Linked DNA regions of Homo sapiens: all the other regions are linked to region 5. A link is a contact called in ENCODE Hi-C or POLR2A ChIA-PET data. All regions are on one chromosome and are shown on one strand. The core of a region is the stretch at or near the end of the contact, and the rest is flanking DNA. Distances in the headings are between cores, read along the strand shown.

Region 1 (2,912 bases), core at 78-2,577, 760 kb before region 5:
AAATACTTTAGCTGTAGGGATGTTCATTGCAGTGTTATTTATAGCAATGAAAAATTCTCCAACAGTTGAGGGCTGATTAAAGTATATATTTTCACAAATCAGATATATAGTAATTAAAAATTGTGTTGTAGAAGCAAGCTTCTCAAACAGTGCTGCTCCAGAGACTACGTGCTCATTTGCCAAGGAATATGTGAGGCCATAGGACAAACTTAGTTCATCTTTCTCAACACGAATTTTACTGGTGATTTAGGAGTGTGACAGAGGCTACTAGTTAACTATCCCAATGTCCATTCTCTTTCCTCCTCAGTAACAAAACTCTTGATTTGTACCAGGGTGTGTTGCTGCTCACGAATAATAAGACTACATATCCCCATTCTCTGATGTGGCTAGATGTGGCTTTAGGAGTAAATGCAAACCAACGAGGTGTCAATGAACTGTTATGAAAGACTTTCAGGGAGGCCACCTTGATGGAGCTGACTCACAGGGTTGAGACAAGGGAGTGACCATTTAGCTACTTTCAGTAATTTTTAAAAAGCTTCTGTGTGATTTAAAAAGTTTTTTAAAAATTATTCTTAAAGTGGAAACAAATACAGTTTCAAATGTTTGGCTAATTCTAATTTGAGGAGTACAAGAAGAGGAGAAAAGGAGGGGGATGTGGGAGGAAGCGGATGCTTTATTTCTAAGAGAATCTTGGATAAGCAATGCTGATTTTCCTCTATGATTAAGTCCAATCTGAAAAGGCTGACAAGTCTCGTATAAATTGCTTGTGGTAGAGACTCCTTTTTTTGTGTTTTCACTGTGCTTATGGTTATTTCATTTTGTAGAATCCAAGATGCCCGCCCTCCTCCTCCTCCTCCTCCACCCTCTCCCAAATTTGCCTAAGATATAATAGGCAGGGTTTCAGGATTTAGAAACGATGCACGTAGATTTCAGACTGCGCCTCTCTCTGACATCAGAAAACCTACATTGCCTAAGGCTGGCACAGAGTTGGCCCCAAAGTCTACTTAGAATTTGCCGGCGGAACAGCAATGACCACTGGGCCACAGCGCTTAAGACGCCCGCTGGGTACCAATCCTGGGAGTCGGGGGCGGTGCGAGTCGGGCCCCCCCCATCCCAGGTCTGCGTAGCCAATAGCTCGGGACGGGAGCGGGAGGGGCGTGGCGTGTCCGGCAGGGGGCGCCGTGATTGGCACGCCAGCTCCCGCTGTCCGCGAGGCTGCCCTAAAGTCTAGCTCATGAGAACCCCAGGCAAGTGCGGACCTACAAAGTTTGTCCGCTCCGGGGCACTGTAGTGGCTTTTACCCTGGCCGGGCGGGCGGGGCTCAGCCGGGCTGGGCTGGGCTCCGCGGCTGGAGCCGGGCTCTACCCAGAGCAAGACCCTGATGGCTGCGGTGTTTCTGGTAACGCTTTATGAATACTCGCCGCTTTTCTACATCGCGGTGGTCTTTACCTGCTTCATCGTGACCACCGGCCTGGTATTGGGATGGTAAGTGTCCCAGGGGTGAGAGACGAAGGGGCGGATACCGCCAGAGTGGGGTCGCGACGAGCAGCAGGGGGCACCGGAGCCGGAGGGCCGCGGGCCGGAGGACGTCGGGGATTCGGTGTCCCCGGGTGCCTAGAACTCCGACTTTCTCTGGGAGGAAAACAAGGTGGACGCTGCACCTGCGTCACTGCCCTGCATCACCGTTTGGTCCGTGTCGCTGGGGCATCTTGGGGTGGTACCGCATTGGGGTGTTTTACTCAGCTTTGTTTCTAGGCGATAAAGCAGCCAGGAAGGGCTTGGGCTTGGGCTTGGTGTTGGGAGAAAGTGCTTCTCTAGTAGGCTTCTGTCCCGGATTCGGGCCTACTGTGTGTCCTGGATGAGTTAGTCACCTGTGCTACAGTGCACAGACTGGACAGTAAGCGAGGTTAACAGTTGTGATTCTGACCTGAATGGAGCCCTTAGCCTCAGATCTTTCAGAGTAACTTGTAACTGAACTGTTACCGTTTGAGAATTTAATGGTTTCTGTATACATTCCACACCTTTTGAAGTAATATTTAGTCGATAGAATTGTAAAATCATAATTTTAGAGCTGGAAGAGACCTTAGAAATATGTAACACCGAGGGTAGGACAGTTGCCTATTGGAGACAAGGAGAATGGTCTGTTAGATAACCGCTGAGCAATTCTTCTAGCCTAGAGGTTCAATTTCTCTCTTGAGGAGATGCTATTGTATCATGTTTAGACAAGCCTTGTAAATAACGAGTTGAAACCGTGTAACTAGCCCACAACAGTTTTTCTAGGCTGCAGCCTCCAAAATCCCTTTGAGATGATAATAGTTACAAAAAGATCAAACAGCAGTTCTAAGTGGATAACAGCCATGGTCTGAAGAGGTCAGAGGGGACTCTGTTGAAGAGGGACATGAGCTGGATTTTGGAGAATGAGCATTTTGAAAAATAAATGGAGTTAAATGTATATAGTAGGGAAGAAAAAGCATCTCAGAGAAGACAGCATGAGCATAGGGGCAGAGAACATGTTAGTGAATAAAGAAGGCTACGTAAAACGAGTTTTAAAATAGCCTTTGGTCACATATATGTGATTGCCTTAAAGAACACGGGCCCTTGTCGGTTTCTGAAAATATATGCCATCTTTAGGAAGTGACAAAAGTTTTAACCTGTCCACACTGCTCCTCACCCTACCAGCAATAGAGCATAGAATTCCTTGCCTTGTATGTGGGTGAGGATTGGAAATACAAATTCCTTATTTGTGGGGGTAAGATTGGAAAACAAAGACCAATCTTACACAATTGGTTATTCTTGACCCATCAGATTTTATTGCTAATGTTCATTACACAAAAGTTTGTAATTGGAATGAGGAAGGTGTTGCCCATGTGAGAAAAGCAGTCTTAACACAAGATTTTTAAATGACTATAATG
Region 2 (2,700 bases), core at 140-2,639, 700 kb before region 5:
CCTTTCTGCCGGGGCTCCAGTGGCTTGAGTGTCCCGACCCCTCCAGAACACGCAGGCGGCCGCAGGAAGAAATTCACCCGGACCCGTCCTCTTCCCCGAACTTCTTCGTTCCTCTCGGAGGTTCCTTCTACCCGACCCCTCTGCGCCACCAGCTCCTCCCACTCCGCTCCCCTCCCCTTTTTCTGGTCCCCACTTAGGAATCCGTCCCCCCGCCCTGCGCCGGGTCCGGGGTTCCTCCCCCCGGCTCCCCCCGCGTGCCGTCGCCGCCGCCCGGGTTCCTCTCCCCCCGCTCGGGCGCTCCCTGCCAAGCCCATGATGTAATGGTGTATGTTAATCAGTAGCATGTGGGGAGCTCCGGCTCGGGCGGCTCAGTCCTCCGCGAGCCGACACTGGAGGCAGCAGCAGCGGCGGCTGCAGCGGCCCCGACTCGAAGCACCGCACTCTCCCCGCGCCGCCCGCCCCGACGGCATGGCCCGCGGCCGGCGCTCCGGGCGCCCCCAACCCCGCTGAGAGCCGCCGCGGCCCCGGACCCGCGCAAGGGCCCCCGAGCCGCCGGGATGAGCCGCGCCGAGGTGAGCGCTCCCTCCCTACGGCCCTCGGCGGGGGACCCGCGGGTCACTGGGGGTCCCCTCCCCGGGGGCTTCCCCCTCCGCCCGAGAAGTTCTGGGAGCCGGAAGCAGCGTGTTGTTGGAAGCTAGCGGCTCCTTGAAGGCTGAGTCGCTGGGTTCTCCTCCCCGCCGGCGGCGGCCACGAGAACCGGGATGGGACTGGGGGAACCCCCGCAGCCGAACTTTCTTTGCTGTCGTTGGGGGGCGTGTGCCTGCGGCGCCGATCCGCATTCCCCGCGGGGCCGCCCCGCTGGCCGAAGGGAGCAGCGCTGCGGACCCCGGCCGTCCCCTCGCGGGGCGTGTGCCCAGCGCTGTGCCGCCCTCGGCCTGCGACGCGCGGGCGAGGCTCCGGGCCGGACAGACCAGCCCGTAGGCGGCGGCGGCAGGATGCCTGCCACACACGCGCGCACACACACACGCACACGCGCGCGCACAGTGACCGCTCCGGCCGGAGCAGGCCCAGGGAGACCTCCCGGGTGGGCTGGTGCGGCGCGGCGCGGGGGAGCCGGGGCTCTGGGTTGCGCCGCCGCCCGCTGGGCGCGGAGCTTTGGGTGGAGAGAGTTTATTTTTGTCTCGAGCTGCTGCCGCGGCTGCTCACGGCCTAAATCCAGAGGGGCGCCTGGCGGTGGAGATGCTGGCTGTTGCTGTAGATGGAGCTGCAGCCGCTCGGCTGCTTCTCTGGGAGGAGGAGGAGGAGTAAGAGGAGGAGGAAGGAACTCGGGCTGCCGCTGCCTCCGCCTCTGCTTTGCATTAGCTCCCACCCCCACCCCCGCGCCCCTTCGCAGCCGCATTGCAAGTTTTCTGCGCGGGGAAGATCTGTTGCTGGTGCTGGCGTTCTTAAGCACGGCGCCCGAGGCCACCCCAGGCGGGCCGTGAGGGGAGCACCAGCCGTTGGCAGCGGCAGCAACAGGAAGCCGCGGGGTCTCCTCCCGCACCTGGGAAGCAGGCTTCTCGCTGTTACCCGGTGGGGAATAGCCCATCTCCCACATCGGGTGCGGAGGGGGCGGAGGGGGCGGCTGGATTTCGGCGAACCCAACCTTCCGCGGGACGCCCCCTCCCCTGGCCCCAGCACCCTCTGATGCCCTCGTCCCCCCAGGGCGCGCTCCTCCGCTAGCCGAGGTCTCACTGCAGCTCTTTCTCTCCTTCCAGTGGTGATCGCCGCTCGGGAATGCGGGCGTGAAGGGTCCGAGTTGCCGCCCAGCGGGGAGGAGACCCCAGGACGCCGGAAATCACCATCCCAAAGCTGCAAGAAGGGGGGAGAAAGCATTCTTCATTCAGTTGTGTGCCTTGTGGGGGATTTTTAAAAAGTCGTTTTTTTTTTTAAAGAAACATTTCCGTGCTACTGTCTGTCATCGTCTCTGGGGAAATCAGCCAGAACCACCGGAACGTAACTGAAACCAGACAAGAGAGGCAGGAGCCCAGGCAGTACCTGCAGCGTCCGGGCACCAGAGCCACCTTGGAACAGGAACGCGTCTCCGGCCGCGGGGCTGCGGCTCCGCCAAACTTTGGGGCGGGCGGGGCGGGCTGGGGCGCCCAGGGGGCTCTGTAGACCGAGGGCGGCCCCCTAACCATGATGTTTCGCGACCAGGTCGGGGTGCTGGCGGGCTGGTTTAAGGGCTGGAACGAGTGCGAGCAGACTGTTGCGCTGCTGTCGCTGCTCAAGCGCGTGAGCCAGACCCAGGCCCGCTTCCTCCAGCTCTGCCTGGAGCACTCGCTGGCCGACTGCGCCGAGCTGCACGTCCTCGAACGCGAGGCCAACAGCCCCGGTAAGTGTGCGGCGGCCGCCGCCGCCGTCCCGCCTGCCCAACCCCCGCTCCTCCCTCCGCTTCTCTGCCTCGGGCCAGGCCGAGGCCAGTCCCTGCCAGCCGCGCCGGGACCTGGACGGCGTGGCCCCGAGGCCCTCGGAATCCACCCCCTCCGGGTGTCCCCCCACTACCGCCCCCCACCTACTTACCTCCGCCGGCCGCTTTGGGATTTTGCCCACTGTGAACTCCGTCAGCCCTTTCCGTGTGGTAGCTACGGTAGCATGAATGATTGATTTTTCTCTCATGCAGTTTCCTGGGAAATAAGTAAGTCAGGTCACGTAGAGTCT
Region 3 (2,700 bases), core at 194-2,693, 540 kb after region 5:
TAACATGTTGCTAATGATAATAGCTAATACTTGTTGAGCGCTCACTTTGTATAGGCACTCTGCTAAGGACGGCACAAGAATTACTTTGTCTAATTATCTCAACAATCCCAGGAATTAGGCACTATAATTAGTTCTATTTTTAAGATAAGAAGCTGAGACACAAATGTTAACTTTCCCAAGATCACACTAGTAAGGAGTCGGGCCAGTATGTTTTTAACAAATGTTAATTCGGTACCTTCTATGTGGTATGAACCCCAAATATCAGAGAGAGGTCTCAGTTAATTTAGGAAGTTTATTTTGCCAAAGGACGCATGCCCATGACACAGCCTCAGGAGGTCCTAATGACATGTGCTCAAGGTGGTTGGGGCACAGCTTGGTTTTATACATTTTAGGGAGATGTAAGACATCAATCGATATATGTAAGAAGTACATTGGTTCTGTCCAGAAAGGTGAGACAACTCAAAGCGGGGAGGGGGCTTCCAGGACATAGGTAGGTAAGAGACAAATGGTTGCATTCTTTTGAGGTTCTGATTAGCCTCTTGAAAGGAGGCAGTCAGATTTGCATTTATCTTGGTGAGAAGAGGAATGACTTTGAGTTCTGTCTGTCCTTTGTACACAAGGAAATTCCTTGTGAGGAAGGTATGTAGGTTTTTTTAAAAAATTATTTTATTTTGTTTTATTTTATTATTATTTTTTAATTTAGTAGCTTTTTCAGGAACAGAATGTGAGGTAGGTTTGCCCTAAGCAGTTCCCAGCTTGACTTTTCCCTTTGGCTTAGTGGTTTTGGAATCCCAAGATTTATTGTCCTTTCACAGTGCAAGGCATTTATTCTAGGTGAACAAGACAGGCTCCCCCTCTAGCAGGTAAGGTCAGGTAAAAATCCAAGAGGCAAACCTAGGAGCAAACTCTAAGATTGTGATTAGTACCATGCAGATAATTAAAGGACTGAAGTGCTGGAGCTGCTCAGTGGCCCTTTTCACCTAGGGGATCAGAGAAGGAAGGCTTTTTAGGAAAGGTGACATTGACACTGCAGTCTTAGGTCAAGAAGCCAGCCTCTGAAGATGCTGGGGAAGAGAATTTCTGCAAACAGTTGCTGCAGACAACATAGCTGAGGCAAGGACAGAAAGGAGAGGGAGAGACTCCATGAGAAGAGGGAAGGGAGACGGGGCCCTTCCAGTGACTCCCATGTCACATTTTTCATGTGCCTTTCAAAACTGAAAGGGGCCCTGAGGCTCTCCTGTAGAAATTAGGACAGGCGGGTAGGTCTTGTGGTTAACAATGTGACGAGGACCAGGGCTCCCAGGGTGGGACCTGGTTCACACCCAGCCTGCTCCTGGGCTTGGCACTCTGAGCTCATCTGGGAGGCCAGGCTGTGCTTCAGCGTAGGAGTTACCCAGAGGTGTGGTCAGAGGGCTTTGTATCAGGCCCACGTTATCTCCACTCTTGGCAGGACAAGGTCTGCACAGCCGTCTCTGGGCTTGGTGCCAGCATCTCTCATTGAAAAACAGTGGCACTGATTGTAATGATGTTTTGCAAAGGAAACAAGAGAGAGAACGTGACGTGGGCTGAGATGATAGCTCACCACATTTCAGGCCCGGGCGAGTTCCGGTAGCAAAGGTTCGAACTCCTCCCTGAGAGTGTTTCCAGGAAACCCCAGGGTGTGAAACTATAGTGCCAGATGTTCTAGTAAAACGAAAACTTCCCAGAACAAATAATAACAATAACAGAAGGGTAAATTAGTCTCGTAGATATGAGAGAGAGTGAGCGAGCTCCAACACTGTAACTAGCAGGCACCTGAGTGGTTCTGGACAAATTCCATATGCCACATGTCTTGTTTCCTTCTATCCTCTAACCCTTCTCCTCTCTGTGATTTATGGGACCAGCCCGTCTGAACTGCTGAGAAAGCGATCTCAAAGAGGCAAGCAGCTGGCAAAAGGGGATGTGCAGCCTCCCACAAACAACACATTTCACACATTAAAAAAGACACTCCTGATGGCATGTGTAGACCACATGGTCAAGGCAAAGCTCGCCATCTAGGTCCTGAGCTATAGCTCTGTGCTATGGAAGGTGGCGTATGTGGCACACTATGCCAGCAATATCCCAAGGTGCTTGAATGGAACAGCTCTCCCAAACAGACAGAGTTGTGTGAGTTGCTTTGCAGAACAAATGCCTGAGAAAAGGGGGATACATGTGAGGGCTGAGGACTGTGAAGAGCTGTTAAGCAAACATCATCTACGTTAGGTGCTTTAAAAGTAGGTCAGGAAATTTTCATGTTCATGCCAATTCCACTGTAAACCTGGATTTCCTTAATGCCTAAGTCTTAAGATGTTCTGATAAAATCATTGCAATCTGGGCAAAGGTGAGGGTTTCACTGGGATGGACTCTCCTAGTTTCCTTGTGTTTGGTGATGGGAAGAACAATGAATGTGTCACAGATGTGCATGGGATCAAGTAGGGACTCTGTGCACAATGGTGTGTGTTGTTCCCTGCACAAAGATGTTTGGCCAAGGGGATGAAAGTGGGACTGAAACCCCTAGCCAGCATCCTTGGCAAAGTTATTTTCTCTGGTATGGGTCTGTCAGTCCAAGGAAGGGACACATTTTAAAAATTGGTTCTTCTAGCAGGATACTGTTTCTAATTCCCACAAAGATGATATTTTATGAATTCTTTTCATGAAGAAAAATACTTTCCATACCACTTT
Region 4 (2,700 bases), core at 49-2,548, 870 kb before region 5:
GTTTCTATATCCATATATACACATCCTATTCATTCTTTATCTCTGGGCAACCATGACTAGCTAATACAGTCTCTAAATCAAACTGTGGTACCTTCTTTACTAAGGAATTCCTTCTAATAGCTCTATACCCATTGGCTTTCACAACATGAATCAGGGGTTGAAATTTCTGCATATTTTTCTCAGATCTGCTCCAGGCGACTTCCTTTCCCATGGCTAGTTAAATGGGGACTGGAGAAGGCGGAGAAATACTCACATTTTTAAAAGATTACAGCTAATTATGTAGACACACTGGCCCTTAGACCTATCTTACCTGGCATTTTATAATTTCCCTTTCACACAATATAATTTAATTCATATTTGGGGGACAGGAATATTGATCTACACTGTAACTTGTCTAGTTTCTGGAACGATAAACTAAAACTTCAAGCATATAAAATATGTTTATACTCTAAATTTTTAGTTTTTTCCCTAGTATTTGTATGTCTAGATATAATTACAAAGTCTATGTGATGTTTTTCATGTGACGATCCAATACAGTGCTTCCCTGAGCCCTTAAAAAATAAAAAATAAAAATACAACTTAAAGAAACAAAAACTCCCTACCGTAGCCGCTACAAGGGAGGCTAAGGCGGGAGGATTGCTTGAGGACAGGAGTTCGAGGCCAGCCTGGGCAACATAGTAAGACTTCCGTCACAAACACAAAAACTCCCAACCCGGGTTCGAGACCAGCCTGACCAACATGGAGAAACCCCGTCTCTACAAAAAATACAAAAATTAGTCAGGCTTGGTGGCACATCCTTGTAATCCCAGCTACTCGGGAGGGTGAGGCGGAGACTCGCTTGAATCCGGGAGGCGGAGGTGGCGGTGAGCCGAGATCGCGCCATTGCACTCCAGCCTGGGCAACAAGAGCGAACTCCGTCTCAAGAAAAAAAAAAAAATCACCTCCCAACCGTATGGACCACGCTGACATCCTGCCATCAAGAAGCAAAGCTTTCCAGCGTCCCCCAAGCGCTAGGGCCGCCTTCTGACTCTTCCGCCCCGCCTCCGCCCCCTGCACTCTCCCAACTGGCGGGAGGAGGGCGCCCTCCCAGCCAATCAACGTCCCACAGGGCCCGCCTCCCGCGCGTCTTTCAAAGGTCTTCTAGGAACCAGTCAGCGATTAGAGGCCGAGTCTTCGGCCACCCAAAGGCGGAGTAAGAAACCAGAAGCGGATCTGATTGGTTGCTGGAAGACGCCGCGCCCACCTCACAGAAGGACGAACCAGTGAGCTAAGCTGCGGGGCGCGGGCTCGGCCGGGGCACCGGTGAGTCGCCGGCGCTGCAGAGGGAGGCGGCACTGGTCTCGACGTGGGGCGGCCAGCGATGAAGCCGGTGAGTCGGACGTGCTGGGGTTTGGAGGAGCGAGGCGGCAGGGACGCAAGCGGTCCCGGGGACCCGATCCTGGGCCGGAGGGCAGCCCTAGCCTGGTAGCAGTGCGACTGGCGCCGTAACCGTTCTGCGGGTCGGGGAGGTGACTCGCACGGGCCCAGCACGGGCACGAGAGACGAAGGAGCAGGGTCGGTGGCCGACGAAGGAAAGACGGACATTCGCTGTGCACCTGCTGTGGGCTGTCACCTGTCCCCTGCGGGGTCTCATAAGCCTCCCAGCCGCCCAGCCAAAGAGGGCCGAGCCTCGTTGTACCGAGGAAACCGAGCCGAAGAGCTTGAGTGTCAGCGATGAGTGGGCGCGATACCCCAGCCCCGAAGGGTGGCCGGGCGCTACCTGCGCCCACAGGGCCTGGGGAAACCTTGAGTACGAATGCCACGCCGCGGCTTGTGGGCGACACCACCGCTGTCACCATGCCCCAGGGCCACCTGGCAATGCTGCTCTTTTCCCGTGACGTTCAGAATCACAGGGCCTGGGGAAGCAGAAACGTCCAGCTCTGTTAGGATTAATAAACCTGGTGAATGGGCCACACAAATTTGAAATATGAATCATCAAAGTTGCTTTAAAGAAAAAACAGATGCAGGCAAGGAGCTGAAGATCCCCCACCTAACCCATATTTCCTACTGCCCGGCTTGACAACCTACTGGAAGCCTTTCCTTTGGGTGCAGTTGATTATAATACTTCAGATAGAGCCAAAGCAACAGAAATCCATAGCCTAGGGCCGGGTGGTGTCTCGCGCCTGTAATCCCAACACTTTGGGAGGCCAAGGCGGGCGGATCACTTGAGGCCAGGAGTTGGAGACAAGCCTAGCCAACACGGTGAAACCCCGTCTCTACTAAAAATACAAACATTAGCTGAGCGTGGTAGTGCACGCCTGTAGTCCCAGCTACTCGGGAGGCTGAGCCACGCAAATAGCTTGAACCCAAGAGGCAGAGGTTGCAGTGAGCGGATATCACGCCACTGCCCTCCAGCCTGGGCGACAGAGCAAAACCCTATCTCAAGATAAAAGAAAGAAAGAAAAAAAAGTCCGTAGCCTAAATTAGCCGTCCTGTGATCTTCTAGTACCAAGACCGTTGTAGAATATAGCTTCAGAGCTAGAAAGAGCATTAGGTGCTTACAATTGCTAATCCCTATGTTGCCATGTGGAGGGACATCAGCTGTCCTTCACTCCTGGCCTCTTTCTCCACCTGTCCCCATTGAGTTATCTGATCCCCGAGTTTGGAAGGAACTGAACACCAGTATCTCAACTTTTTCTTTCCTTCTTTCTTGGGATCTAC
Region 5 (2,700 bases), core at 152-2,651:
CATACAGTTTGATGCCACGGTGTACCATATAACACCCTTCCTTAATTTTTTTTTTCCTTTTTGAGATGTGAGCCACCGTGCCTGGACTTCCCCTCTCCAATTTTTATTAAAAATATGTATATAGATAAAGGTCTAGATGGAGATACTGAGTGGTTATTTCTTGGTGATGAGATTATGGGAAATATTTTTATTTTGTTTTTACGTTTTAATATTTAAGATTTTACACATATATTTTACAACAGTAGTTTTATAATTGGACAAAATTATTTTTGTTAAGGACTGGCTAAAATCAAAGTTGCTGGTTTAAGTGTAACTTGGTACAACCTTTTAAAAATCATTTGGCAGTTTGTATTAGTAACTGTGAAAGTGTTGATAGTCTTTTTCACCTAGTAATTTCACTTTTGGGTATCTTTAAAAATCTACATTCATGAAGATGTTCTATGATTTCTTTATAATGGCAAAAAGTGAATGAAGGAAACAAGTTATGTCCAAAAATAGAGAATTACTGCAGTAAATTTTATGTCCACTTAATGTAATTTTATGCAGCTGTTAAACTGGTTATGAAGCTTATGTGGAAATATGAGGAATGCTTATAAAAGTGAAAAGAGGATGCAAAATCGCGTACAACTACTATTACAGTGTAGTAAAATATATGTGATGGGGCAAAAGGTCTAGAAGAAAATACATTGTCCTCATGTTTTTCAATGTGGTTAATATTATTTTCACAATGAAAACAATAATAAGCTTAAAGATTGGGAATCAAAAGTTCCTCACTGGCCCTCTGATTTGAATATAAAGTGTTAAAAATTTATATCCATCATTAACCAGCCCTTAAGCTTCTACAGACTTTAACAGTTTCGTGTCAGCCTCAACGTTTATCTACTTTCTGACCGGTATCCCTGCCATGATTTTCATAGGAAAGAGAGTCAGAAGGGACCTTTCCAATTTTGTCATTTTACAAATTGAAACTCTGAACCCCAGCCTTCCAAGCTAGCAGCAGAACCAGTATGAGGATCCAGGTCTACTAGGTTATCTAATAGTATCTGAGACCATTTACAGCTTCAGGTCCACCCACGAATATTCATAAACTTGACATGTCTGCTGATTGAACCCTGGCGTCACTACCCTTCTTGGCTGGCCTGGGAGGTTTGATTCCTTTCCCTACAGTCGTGCTCAAACTTTCATTCTCTACCACTTGGGGGCCGCAGACGCGTCATCCAGGTCTCCCTTTTCACTTCCCCCTTCCCGCCCCCAGTGTCCGGCAGGGGGCGCCGTGAAACTCTGGATCCGTGGCCCCTCCCCCGGCCAACCGTCGATTGGGCCGGCGCGTGACGTCACTCCGTTTTAGCCAAACAAATGGGTTTCGGGGCGAGCGTTGGGCGCCGCCGCGCCGCGCTGGGTGCTCGGTCCGACTCAGCGGTGGGGAGTGAGCCAGGCCTCCCGCCACCGCTGCTGCCGCCACCACTGCGTCGGGCTGGTGCAGCCCCGGGCCAGGCCGCGGCCGGGGCAGGAGCGCAGGTGGGTCCGGGCCGAGGTGGGGCGTGGCGCGAGGGCCGCGCGACTGGGGTCCGGCGGCGGCCACCGTGGCCGCTCCCCGCCCCCTACCGCCGCCTGCCTGCGCTCCCGGGGCGCGGGGCGGGTGGGGGTGGGGGCGGGGGCGCCGCCCGCGGGTCCGGGGTAGGGACCCGGCCGCCTGCGCCTCCTCCGGTGCGGCTCTTTCCGCGCGCACGGCCCGGGCGCTGAGCGTCCCCGCGGGCCACGGAGGGTCGGGCGGGTAGGGAGCGGGGTCCTGGGTCCCCGCTGAAGCCGAGGAGATTCACGGATAGGCCGTGAGCTTGCACCGGACCGGCGCTCCCACTTACGGGACCCAGGGCGGTGAGGAAGTCAGCCTCTGGACTGGGGTCGCCTCGCCCCTGTCGCGCCCTCCCGGGCTCGGCCACTCTGCCCTTCCCTGCCCCAGCGCAGGTGAGCTGGCGCTTGTCCTTAACCTTCTTCAACGACGAGGCGGGACGGAGGCTCGGACGCCTCCCCAGCCTCTGGGCTGGCGCAAGTCGACTGCGGTTCGTCCTCAGTCCACGATGAAGTCATAGGGCTGTGGGTCCGTGTGTCTGTGACGTCAGAAGATGGGTCCTGGGATGTCACTGCAGGCCCGGGCGGGGACCTGGGCTCACGGAAGGGCCGGGGGGACCCGCAGGGTAGAAAAAGGAAGTTGTCTTCCACGAACGCTTGGAATCGCAGTGGATTTGAATCGAAAGTTGTTCGGTATCAGCATTTTGCAATTTTAATGTAATAGTTGTCAATTTCTTTAACTTCTTGTCCAGCAAGCGTTGCGAGTACAGCTCAGTATAAGACATTTGATTTAGAAAAACTTAAGTCAGGGTAGGAGGTTTTTTGGAGGGTGTAATGTAAAAAGCCTTTTAGGAAGCTAAATTCGTAGTTTGATAGTTTGCAATCAGAATTACTGAAAAAAAAGAGAACCACTTCTAGTGTTGATAAATCAGTTTGCTTTTTTTTTTTTTTTTTAACTGGACATCTATCTGCTTGTTAGCATTTTTTGTTAGAAAATGGCCAGGAGGAGGGAGAGTGGATCTTACATGATTTTTTTTTTCTGTTGTAAAGGGAGGGAGGAGTTTGAATTAATCCAACATTTGTCTTAAATAATAATTACCTGAGGAGTTAATTTATCCAGGTTGTCCCTAT

The links. A loop is a pair of places that touch in the nucleus more often than their neighbours do. ChIA-PET counts read pairs that join two places held with the same protein, here RNA polymerase II (POLR2A). Pooled maps may share reads with other maps.
Region 1: a loop to region 5 is called in a map of CD4-positive, alpha-beta T cell, with 6 times the contacts of the local background. The contact joins the promoter of CGRRF1 here to the promoter of FBXO34 in region 5. A Hi-C loop is called at or near these places in 1 of 168 maps with a recorded cell type or tissue (CD4-positive, alpha-beta T cell) and 7 of 50 pooled maps. POLR2A ChIA-PET finds 5 or more read pairs at or near these places in 1 of 52 experiments (activated T-cell).
Region 2: a map of naive thymus-derived CD4-positive, alpha-beta T cell shows a loop between it and region 5 (13-fold over the local background). The contact joins the promoter of SAMD4A here to the promoter of FBXO34 in region 5. A Hi-C loop is called at or near these places in 2 of 168 maps with a recorded cell type or tissue (head of caudate nucleus and naive thymus-derived CD4-positive, alpha-beta T cell), 4 of 37 single-sample maps with no recorded cell type and 11 of 50 pooled maps. POLR2A ChIA-PET finds 5 or more read pairs at or near these places in 2 of 52 experiments (OCI-LY7 and SK-N-SH).
Region 3: a loop to region 5 is called in a map of naive thymus-derived CD4-positive, alpha-beta T cell, with 6 times the contacts of the local background. The contact joins the enhancer-like site here to the promoter of FBXO34 in region 5. A Hi-C loop is called at or near these places in 1 of 168 maps with a recorded cell type or tissue (naive thymus-derived CD4-positive, alpha-beta T cell) and 5 of 50 pooled maps. POLR2A ChIA-PET finds 5 or more read pairs at or near these places in 1 of 52 experiments (activated T-cell).
Region 4: a map of CD8-positive, alpha-beta T cell shows a loop between it and region 5 (11-fold over the local background). The contact joins the promoter of CDKN3 here to the promoter of FBXO34 in region 5. A Hi-C loop is called at or near these places in 3 of 168 maps with a recorded cell type or tissue (CD4-positive, alpha-beta T cell, CD8-positive, alpha-beta T cell and naive thymus-derived CD4-positive, alpha-beta T cell) and 9 of 50 pooled maps. POLR2A ChIA-PET finds 5 or more read pairs at or near these places in 1 of 52 experiments (activated naive CD4-positive, alpha-beta T cell).

The regions. Positions count from the first base shown.
Region 1 is chr14:54,508,579-54,511,490 of GRCh38, forward strand. CGRRF1 (cell growth regulator with ring finger domain 1) reads left to right here and starts at 1,328. Exons shown (of 6, transcript NM_006568.3): 1 at 1,328-1,485. The coding sequence starts at 1,382. RefSeq lists silencers at 989-1,418, 1,218-1,403 and an enhancer at 1,579-1,808.
Region 2 is chr14:54,565,739-54,568,438 of GRCh38, forward strand. SAMD4A (sterile alpha motif domain containing 4A) reads left to right here and starts at 1,390. Exons shown (of 13, transcript NM_015589.6): 1 at 1,390-1,600; 2 at 1,758-2,374. The coding sequence starts at 2,179. RefSeq lists silencers at 172-301, 862-911, 1,032-1,221, 2,062-2,121, 2,362-2,421.
Region 3 is chr14:55,805,813-55,808,512 of GRCh38, forward strand. No RefSeq gene overlaps it. Among named protein-coding and RNA genes, the nearest start is that of LINC00520, 10 kb to the left of the region's middle. Within about 2 kb of position 1,444, at least 17 of the 41 ENCODE cell types and tissues checked have a DNase peak (open chromatin) inside an H3K27ac peak, as active enhancers do.
Region 4 is chr14:54,395,709-54,398,408 of GRCh38, forward strand. CDKN3 (cyclin dependent kinase inhibitor 3) reads left to right here and starts at 1,299. Exons shown (of 8, transcript NM_005192.4): 1 at 1,299-1,369. The coding sequence starts at 1,361.
Region 5 is chr14:55,270,020-55,272,719 of GRCh38, forward strand. It overlaps FBXO34 (F-box protein 34), which reads left to right and starts at 1,402. Exons shown (of 2, transcript NM_017943.4): 1 at 1,402-1,518. FBXO34-AS1 (FBXO34 antisense RNA 1) reads right to left here and starts at 2,059. Exons shown (of 2, transcript NR_184222.1): 1 at 1,863-2,059. RefSeq lists a silencer at 1,454-1,953.